Linked DNA regions of Homo sapiens: region 2 is linked to region 1. The links are chromatin loops, found by intact Hi-C in ENCODE. Cell type or tissue: A673. All regions are shown on one strand. Links, peaks and the distances in the headings refer to the core of each region. The heading gives the core; the rest is flanking DNA.

Region 1 (4,398 bases), core at 334-4,333:
AGCTTTGATGATTGCTCTCAATTGGCTGTTGTCAGCTTGTGATGACCGGCCACTACACTCCTCATCTTCAAGGATCTCGTCCCCTTTGCAAAACTTCTCGAACCACCACTGCACTGTACGTTCATTAGCAGATCCTGGGCCAAATGCGTTATTGATGTTGCAAGTTGTCTCTGATGCTTTACAACCCATTTTGAACTCAAATAAAATCTCTCGAATTTGCTTTTTGTCTAACATAATTTTCATAGTCTAAAATAAATATAAAATAAACAGCAAGTAATAAGTCATTAGCAAAAAAACATAAAGTGAGAAATGCACATTAGAATGATGTGTAACATAACCACATTTGTTTCAGAATGTATTCCAATATCAAAGATCAAATTGCACAATGCAAACACCACCATTACTTCTGCACCAAATCAAGACAAACAACATGGATGTCCATTTGGTGCTAGATGGAGTAAGATGGAACCTGGCCTGATGGCCAAGACCAAGACATTTATCTCCCCAAAAAGAGTTTCTGTTGGACAAGAGAATGATGATAAAGAGGTGTGGTAGTCCCCCGTGGGATGCTGGAAAAGAATACCACAAATTGAGTGACTTGATTAATCTTTTCATAGTTCTAGAGGATAAAAGTTGAAGATGAAGGTGAAGCAGGGTTGGCTTCTTCCTGGCTTGCAGATGGTCACCTTCTCACTGTGTCCTTATGTGACCTTTCATCCTTGTTTGCACATTCCTGGTGTCTCTTCCTCTTTTAATAAGGACACAGGTCTTATCGGATTAGCTTCCCACTCTTTTGACAGCATTTAAACTTAATTAAATTGGTAGAGGATGGGAAATTACTTAATGGTACAGCGTATGCTATTCAGGCAATGGGTACCCTAAAAGCCTTGACTTGACCACTATGTAATCTATACATGCAAAAAAATTACACTTATATCCTGTAAACTTACATGAATAAAAAATTAAATAAGCTTAATTATCTCCTTAAAGACCCTATCTTTAAATACAGTCACATTGGGTTACGACTACTTCCACATGCGGATTTTAGGGGGACAGAACTCAGTCCATAACAACAGAAGACCACTGAAATTGGAAGAGGCGTGTGATTCATTCCAGCTGCTGCACTGCGGCAGATCCCAAGCAGTGGCACTGACAAGCTGTGTCACCAGGCAGAGGCTGACACAAAAGAGCAACCCAGCGGACTAAAGGCCACATCTATAGCAGCTTAGAAGCTGCCTCAGCCTCATGCTGTGGGTCCGGCGCAGGTTAAACAGGCTTGGGCAAGGCTAAGAAGGGACACAGCGGGGGTTGCTGAAGAAGAGTCAGGAGTTTGTCCTCCTAAGACCAGGGCAGTTTAGAGACATCATTATCACATTTGCATCTCTGGTTCCTAGGAGACATCGGGGCACAGGGTAAGTGTTCAATTATTCACCAATGAACTTCAAATGGTTAAATAGTTGAGAACACAGGGAGCTCCCCATTACTGGCTGCATCTGTCCAAGGGGCTATGAAAAGTGGTCGTGCATTGAATGAGACCTTGAAAATCTTGTCCTGGTCTAACAGTCTGACTCTTTGTTTACATAACAAAGTGGATCATAAAAAATCCCCATCTCTTTCTACGTCTGAGTAGATTTTCTTAGTTTACACTGTCATCTTGTGAGCTATGTTTGTATTTTGCATATGCGTTTGCCCCATTTTGGGGTGGCATTTTAAGGGGATGATGACTTATAATGTTCCTTCATTAGAAACATTGTAAAGCAGGATAGGTTTTTATGGCTCTATGTCCTTGTGATGCACATATGTGGGCAGCACTAGTAGTATCTCATCAGAAGCTTTCTCTTCTTTCAACTGGGTCCACAGGTTGAACTCTTCCTATGAGTGGAGCCCTAGCACTGCTCATTGCCCTGCCTGGCAGTGGTGTGGGAGGAGCCATGGCCCACCGGCCCCAGATCTTTCTAAGGGGGACACTGAATTACATTGTTCATCTCAAGAGTTAAACTAGACAAAGTGGGCCCAAACCTAATAAGACAGCCCATTAGGAACATTTTCTGTGCTTACATCTTACTGACTTTTATCATAAATTAGAGATTTTGAAGAGAATGAGTCATAGAAAAAGAAAAAATAATAACCTGGTTCAGCAATCAGCATATTATATCTCCCCAGTGACTCATAACATCAGACTCAAGTCAGGACAAACAGAGTTCCTGTCAGAAAGAAGTGCAGTTAAAAATAAAAGCAAAAATAGGAAGGGGTGGGCGGGCAGGGTGGGGGGAGCAAAACCTTTTAAACTGTGCCTAGAACTCTCCCCAGCCTGGATTCCCTAATGAGGGATTTGAGGTGCAAATAGGCTGAAAAGCCTGAGTCAGACAGCAGGAGGAAGCAGCTCCCAGGGTGCAAAGACAAATGGATTTCTTAATAAAATCCTCCAGGAAAAGAAAAGCAGCAGAAACCATGAAGTATGGATTATTCGTTAAATACGAAAGGGGCCTGCAAGAGGGCTTCTCCTAATGAAATCGTGGCACAATTTCATGAAGAAACACAGGTTTCAGAGTTAAACCAACTTGCATCTTAATTGTGGTTCCACCAAAATTGGCCGTGCAAGCTTGGAAGGATCCTTGGTTTTCACATCTGTTGGATGAGGATAACAAGCCACAGCACAGAGCTGTTGTGAAGATTGACCGATGCTAAGCATGTAAAGCACTTAGCATGGTGTACACATTTACAGGAAAAAAGACTGACATTAAATAATAATTTGTCTTAAAACTATAGATGAAAATACATCTGGACAGAGTTTGCTGAAGCTTTAATTGATAGACTCAGATAAGTGTCTATCAAGCATGTCACAGAATCACAGCTTCGTAAGAGTGGATTCAGATGCCGCTGACTAAGGCCATGGTACCCTTGAACATTTTATTACAGCAGAAAAGGTTAAGCAGCTTTGGCTGGTCCAATAGTTTCCCTGTTCTACATGAGTTCCTCTTCTTCGGTTTCTCCCCAACCAGCCTAGCCAGTGCTTTTAGTGCACATTTGAAAACCCAAAAATAAGTTTGCAGCCAAGCAACTTTGGATTAAGCTTTGATTCTTCCAGTTACTACCTATGTGACATTGGCGAGATGCTTCACCTTTCTAAGCCTTAGTGGCACACCTGTGAGATGAAGTAAGTAGCTACTATCTTAAACAGATGCTATGGAATTTTGAATGAAGAACTTGAAATGTCTAGCATAGTTTGTGAGCACAAAAGTAATTGACAGACTATTTTCATTCCTCTCTCCTAACTAATGTATGCATTTTGTTAGCTATAAATAAGACAATCAATAGCAGAAACGATCTACCTGCCGTTTACAGGAGAATATTTGGAAAAATGTCAGTCCAATTTATAAGTGTTTACAGAAAAGAAGGAGCTAAGTGAACGTCCCACTCCTCAGGCCAATATCTCTCAGCCTTTGTAATCTTTGTTCTGTCATTTCCAGAGAGGAAAAAACATGTCCCTGATAAGTGGGGTTGCATGTGGTCCTCTCAGTCACCAGTCCCAGTACACTGCTGTGAAAGGTTGTAGACTTTGGAGACAGACTTACGTGGTTTTGTGTCCTAGTTTCTTGCCTTAAAGCTGTATAAAGTTAATAAAATCATGGAAGTCTCCATTTCCTCACCAATGATGCAGAGAGCTACCTCACAGGCTTGCCCTAAAGATTAAACCACACGACGGAAGAGCCTGACCTATGAGTCAACAAGGGCTAGCTGCTGTGTGGCTGTCCCAGGCCATCCACCATTCTGCATGTTTCTTGCTACAGCACCCAGGACTTTGCTGTTTGCACTTCCTCTGAGAGCAGACACCTCTCATGAACTCCTCTGAGTCTTCGTCCTTGTAAATATCTGCAGTGTGGAATCAGTCTGCAGCTAACACTCCTCCAGGTTGCTCATGAAGTCACATGCAAGGGTCATCGGCAATGGTGAAGAGCTGCAGAACTAACATACCAGAGGGAGTGGCAAAGCTTTCTAAACTACAAAGTCTTTATAGCTGTGATCCTTGCTCTGGAGTTTCTAACTCCCACCTGAGAGGGTCTCAAGCTTATCCTTATTTTTCAGGATGTGGCTTATTGTATCCTCTTGATCCTCACTCTGCATCTGCTTACATTGTTACTGGAAGAGGTCTGGATCCAGACCCCAAGAGAGGGTTCTTTGATCTCATGCAAGAAAGAATTCAGGGCAAGTCCACAGAGAAAACTAAAAGCCAGTTTATTAGGAAAGTAAAGGAATAAAAGAATGGGCTACTCTATAGACACAGCAGCCCTGAGAGCTGTTGGTTGCCTATTTTTATGGTTATTTCTTGATGATATGATAAACAAAGGGTGGATTATTCATGCCTCCCCATTTTGGACCAGATAGGGTAACTTCATG
Region 2 (4,398 bases), core at 310-4,309, 150 kb after region 1:
CATAATGATAGTTTGGATGTGTTCTGTAACTTTCACCATTTCTTGTGCTTCTGTCATGCAGAGAATCCCCTCTAGCAAAAGAAGTGACTGTTTTTACACCTTACATCAATTCTGAGAAAATCAATGACCCCTTTGTCTTACCCCTTATATAAACTCCAAGAAAATCAGTGACCCCTTGGTCTTACACCTTATGTCAACTCCAAGAAAATCAGTGACCCCACAAGAAAGATGGAACAAAGTGATGGACATCTATGACATGCCAGGCTCTTTACTAGGAATGTGACACATATCATCTCATTCAGCCCTCACATGGATCCTGAGGCAGGGATTAAAAGGAAACTGAGGTTCACAGGTTCAAGTACTTGTCTCAAGTCAGAATACTGAGAGATCCTATAGCTAGGTGTGCATTCCTGGCCTGCCTGACTGTAAATAGCATCCCTCTGTTAGTACATCCACATGTCAGAGGTGATTTCATGTATGTCTGAATATGCTGAACATTCTACTTTTGTGAGCACTCCTGCTTGTATAATTTCTGAACAGTAACAATAGGTAGAAAATGTCTCTTTTAAGTCCCTCCTTGCTTATTTATTACTTCACATTTTAGACCCCATTTTCATAGTCCAAGAAATTTACACATTGTGCAATGACAACTATAAATCACATTCAAAATGACTCCTAGAACTAAAATGCCAAGTATTTGTCTGAGGTTTACAGAAGTTTTCATTTGAAAGATTTACATAGTTTGTTTTGAATCTTACACATTATTTGTTCAACAGATTTTCACTTCACATGTACCATGCATCATGCTCTATACACATGCAGATGTTTATAAACGTTTATTTGTGACCAGCCTCTAATTCAATAAATATTCCCTGATTATTTACCATAGCACCAACATCATGCTAGATTTTGATGGGTTAAAGAAGTAAGCAAAACCTTGTCCTTACACTCAGAAACTCTGTTAGTTGAGAGTCATTCTTCAGCTATTCCAGAGAAAATATTTATTGTGCTTTTTTCCCTAACTCAGAAATGAAATTTATAAAAGCATAAAACGTGTGCTGGTTTTTCTGTTTTCACCCACTCTAGATCCCACTCTCTACCCTTCTTCTTTGCTCTTCTCTGTGCCACATGAGGCCAACTCCTGTGGACAGCTTTCTTCCCTTCCTGAATGGCGTCCAGTTGGACTCATCCAAAGAGCAGCACTAGGGAAATACGTTAAGCTTCAGGTCACTTCTTCCTGGCTCCCTTCTTGCTTAAGACTGTGTTTCTGGCAGGGGCTTCCTCCTCCCAGGAAGATGGCTCCTTCCGGGGTCGGGGGTCGGGTAGAGGATGGCTCTCCACCAGAGATCTGGTTCTCATTGGGTTCCAGTAACACCATTTTTCCTGGGTGTCTTGACCATGGAGATGGTAATAGCAGAAGCTTTTACTCATCTCTGGGTGCCTTCCTCTTCCTTGTTTGTTCTCTTAACTAGCACACACATCTGTGGAGTCCCTTTATTAAAATCTCTTCATCGAAACCACCCAGGGCAAATTCTGTTTCTTGCTGGGACTTTGAGTAATCAGAATATCAGAGCTGATGAAGTTAGAAATTCAATCTCTGTTTCTTATTTTACAGGAATGGAAACTAGGGCTCAGAGGTTTCACTTGCCAGAAGTCACTCGGTCCCTGGGAAGGATGCAAACCAGCTCACCTGGCTCTCCAGCACATGCACCCCAGACCACCCCCAAGGATGTGACCCATTCCTTCTGTGGAGTCTGATCTTCCAAACTTTAGACAACAGCTCCTTCTGCAAGCTTTCGAGCCTGCAAGCTAAGGACATGAATGAACTGAGTCATCCCCACAGAGCTTCATTAATTTTAAGGCAATTTAAGATTTCTGAGTCATAGGTTTCAGTCATTTAGATTTTCCCAGCTGGTACTGTACTTGCCCACACACACTTTTCTTTAAAGATTGCATCTGTCTAGATGTGTGGTTCTGCCCACCCTTCCTCAGTTTCTGAGAAGAAACTCGCCCTCGTGGAGTGCTACATGCAGGGCTAAGCCATTTCCATTTGCCACGTGCATTAGAGTCTTTGCCTGAGGGATTAATGGGATTAGCAGTCTGCAGCTTGATCTAGACTCTATCCACCAGAGACATGCACAATTCCAAATTCTATATCCAACACAATATTTTACCCAGTCTCCCAAGAAAATTCAGTTATGCCATATGGTGACTCCACTCACTGAATAATATTTAGCAACTTGATGAACAAGGACTGAATCATATCTTAACCATCTTGGCCAAATATTGTTTTATATAGCAACAGTATTAGTAATATATATGTTTTATTTTTTACACTAGTACTTCCTGCTACGCCCACTGAAAATTAAGAGCTAGACCTCACTGGAAGTAGACTACACAATAAAAGAGTTCTCGCTCATTAGCAACCTCCAATTCAATATTGCATTGTATGTATGATACATTCAGAATGTCTGCTTTTTCCTTCCTCCAGAGCAGCTGCTGGGATTGAGCAATAGTCTCCCAGGGTAACGCAGCAGGGAATCCTGGGGCATTTCCCAGACACTGAAAACAAAGGATATGTATCCATGGGGAGGATAGGGCTTCAGCTCTCTCCCTCCCACTAAGAAGTTCTCCATATCCTCAGTATGTGGGGGAGAAAATTAGCAAGCCTCTGAGTGAGGAGCCCCTGTGACCCAGGGATTTTAAGAAAGTCGTTTTCCTCCCTGAGCCTCAATTCAACTGTTCAAGAGGGATAATCATGAAAACCCTTTATAAACTGTAATACAATATGCAAATGCTAGGTTGGTCATTTACAATGTGCAGATTCTGTTAAAATTGTACATACATGCAACCATGAGGAAGATGCAATCTGTATCTTCAACCATCTTACCAGTGGAAAATAGAAACTTGTGGAGATAACAGAGATAATTTCAACAAAATACAACTTGGCTAAGATAGAGTTATGAAAAGTAGAGAGACTCTTAGGTCAACATGAAAGTTCCTGAAGTTGCCAGTACCCAAGAGGAATCTTGAATGATCAGCAAGATTTATAGCGGCTATAAGAATATTTATTCCCAGCAGCCAGGGGCATAAGCATCAGTTACTAGTGAGTATAATGCATGTCCCAAAGTGGCAGGAAATAAGGCCATATTTATAGCAATTAAGAAATATTAGCTATTATTACTGTAGCATCAGGGCTTTCTGAAAATCAAAAAAAAGGGATTTCTGGGAGAGTCTCATGCTAAGGCTTCAGCAACTCTTCTCACCCCACCCTGTGGGGCCACTATTGTGCCCATCTTCTGGGAAACTGTTGTAAAATGCTCCCTTGATTTATTACTGAGTATAAAACTAACCCAATACTTACTGATGTAAAATAACCCACTTCTTTATATCATGGTTTTGTGCAGCAGGAACTGGGGCAGATGGCACAACTGGGGTCACTTAGTGATGTTCTGTTGGTTGCTGCTGCTGCTGCTGCTAGAAGTATCGAGATGGTTTTATTACCATGCCTGGAGTCTTGTCAGTTGGTTGGAAGCCTGGGCTCTACCAGGCCCATCTCCTTCTTCACATATTCTTGGGGCCTTTCCTGCTGATTTCTCCGGCCAGGTAGCTGGTTGGATTTATTTCCTGCCACCTCGAAGCTTCAAGAGACTATGGTAGAAGTTTCTAGGTCTCTCCAAGGCAAAGCCTGGGACTGGCCATATGTCATATCTGCCATTTCCTATGGGTCCAAGCAGTCTCAGGTCAGTGCAGATTCAAGTGGAAGGAAATAGACTCCACTTTTTAATGGGAGAAGTGTCAAGTATGTATGGCTGTCTTTACTCTGGCACATTTCTCTCTCCACTTATGGTCACGCTGTGTGTGTAAGAAAGTCTTGTTGATTCCTGTGATAGGAAACAAAAGAAAAAATCTCCAGTAAAAAAAAATAGTGCAGCATAAAAGAGGCTTCTGTCCTTCTTCTGTGAGTTCCTATATGACCCACTGTCCTGTGTCCAGCACCTAGCACAGTGCTTGGCATACAGAAGGTGATCAATCCACAGAACTTAGCTGACAGGATTTTGCTACTATATTGTTATGTGAGTGAATTTCTCACAGTGAACCTTCCAGGAAAGGTGCCAGGGGAATCTTATTGCAAAACTAGCAGTTTATTGGGTTGACAAAGAGAACATTCAATTAAAAAGATTTTTCAGAACACAATGGAATCATTTTAGTTGTGAAATGTGAGCTTAAAAGTTATCATTTTGAAACATCCAACAAGCATTTCAAGACTCCATGGCAAGATGCAGCCCCCTGTACATAGGCACAGATGGAGGGTCCTTGTTGGGCACAAAAAAGCAGAGGCCCCTGTGTAAATCCCAGGATTCTCTGCCCCAGTAAAAAGCTCAGGCTCTGTCCCTA

The links. Peaks named below come from ENCODE experiments on the same cell type or tissue, not always from the same donor. Only the 100,000 strongest peaks of a DNase experiment are listed, where the experiment ranks them.
Region 2: it touches region 1 in a loop (3-fold over the local background); 31 of 110 quality-filtered maps call a loop at or near these places.

Annotation. Positions count from the first base shown.
Region 1 is chr2:12,553,210-12,557,607 of GRCh38, forward strand. The region is part of intron 4 of MIR3681HG (MIR3681 host gene); the gene reads left to right. Among named protein-coding and RNA genes, the nearest start is that of TRIB2, 160 kb to the right of the region's middle. In A673, for the core only: CTCF peaks have their summits at 1,833 and 2,375; DNase peaks (open chromatin) are centred at 1,942 and 2,302; H3K4me3 peaks cover 363 bases; H3K27ac peaks cover 2,205 bases.
Region 2 is chr2:12,700,482-12,704,879 of GRCh38, forward strand. It overlaps LOC124905974 (a long non-coding RNA gene), which reads right to left. Exons shown (of 2, transcript XR_007086222.1): 2 at 1-3,884. Among named protein-coding and RNA genes, the nearest start is that of TRIB2, 14 kb to the right of the region's middle. In A673, for the core only: no CTCF peak of the experiment used is centred there; DNase peaks (open chromatin) are centred at 2,000 and 2,520; H3K27ac peaks cover 3,082 bases.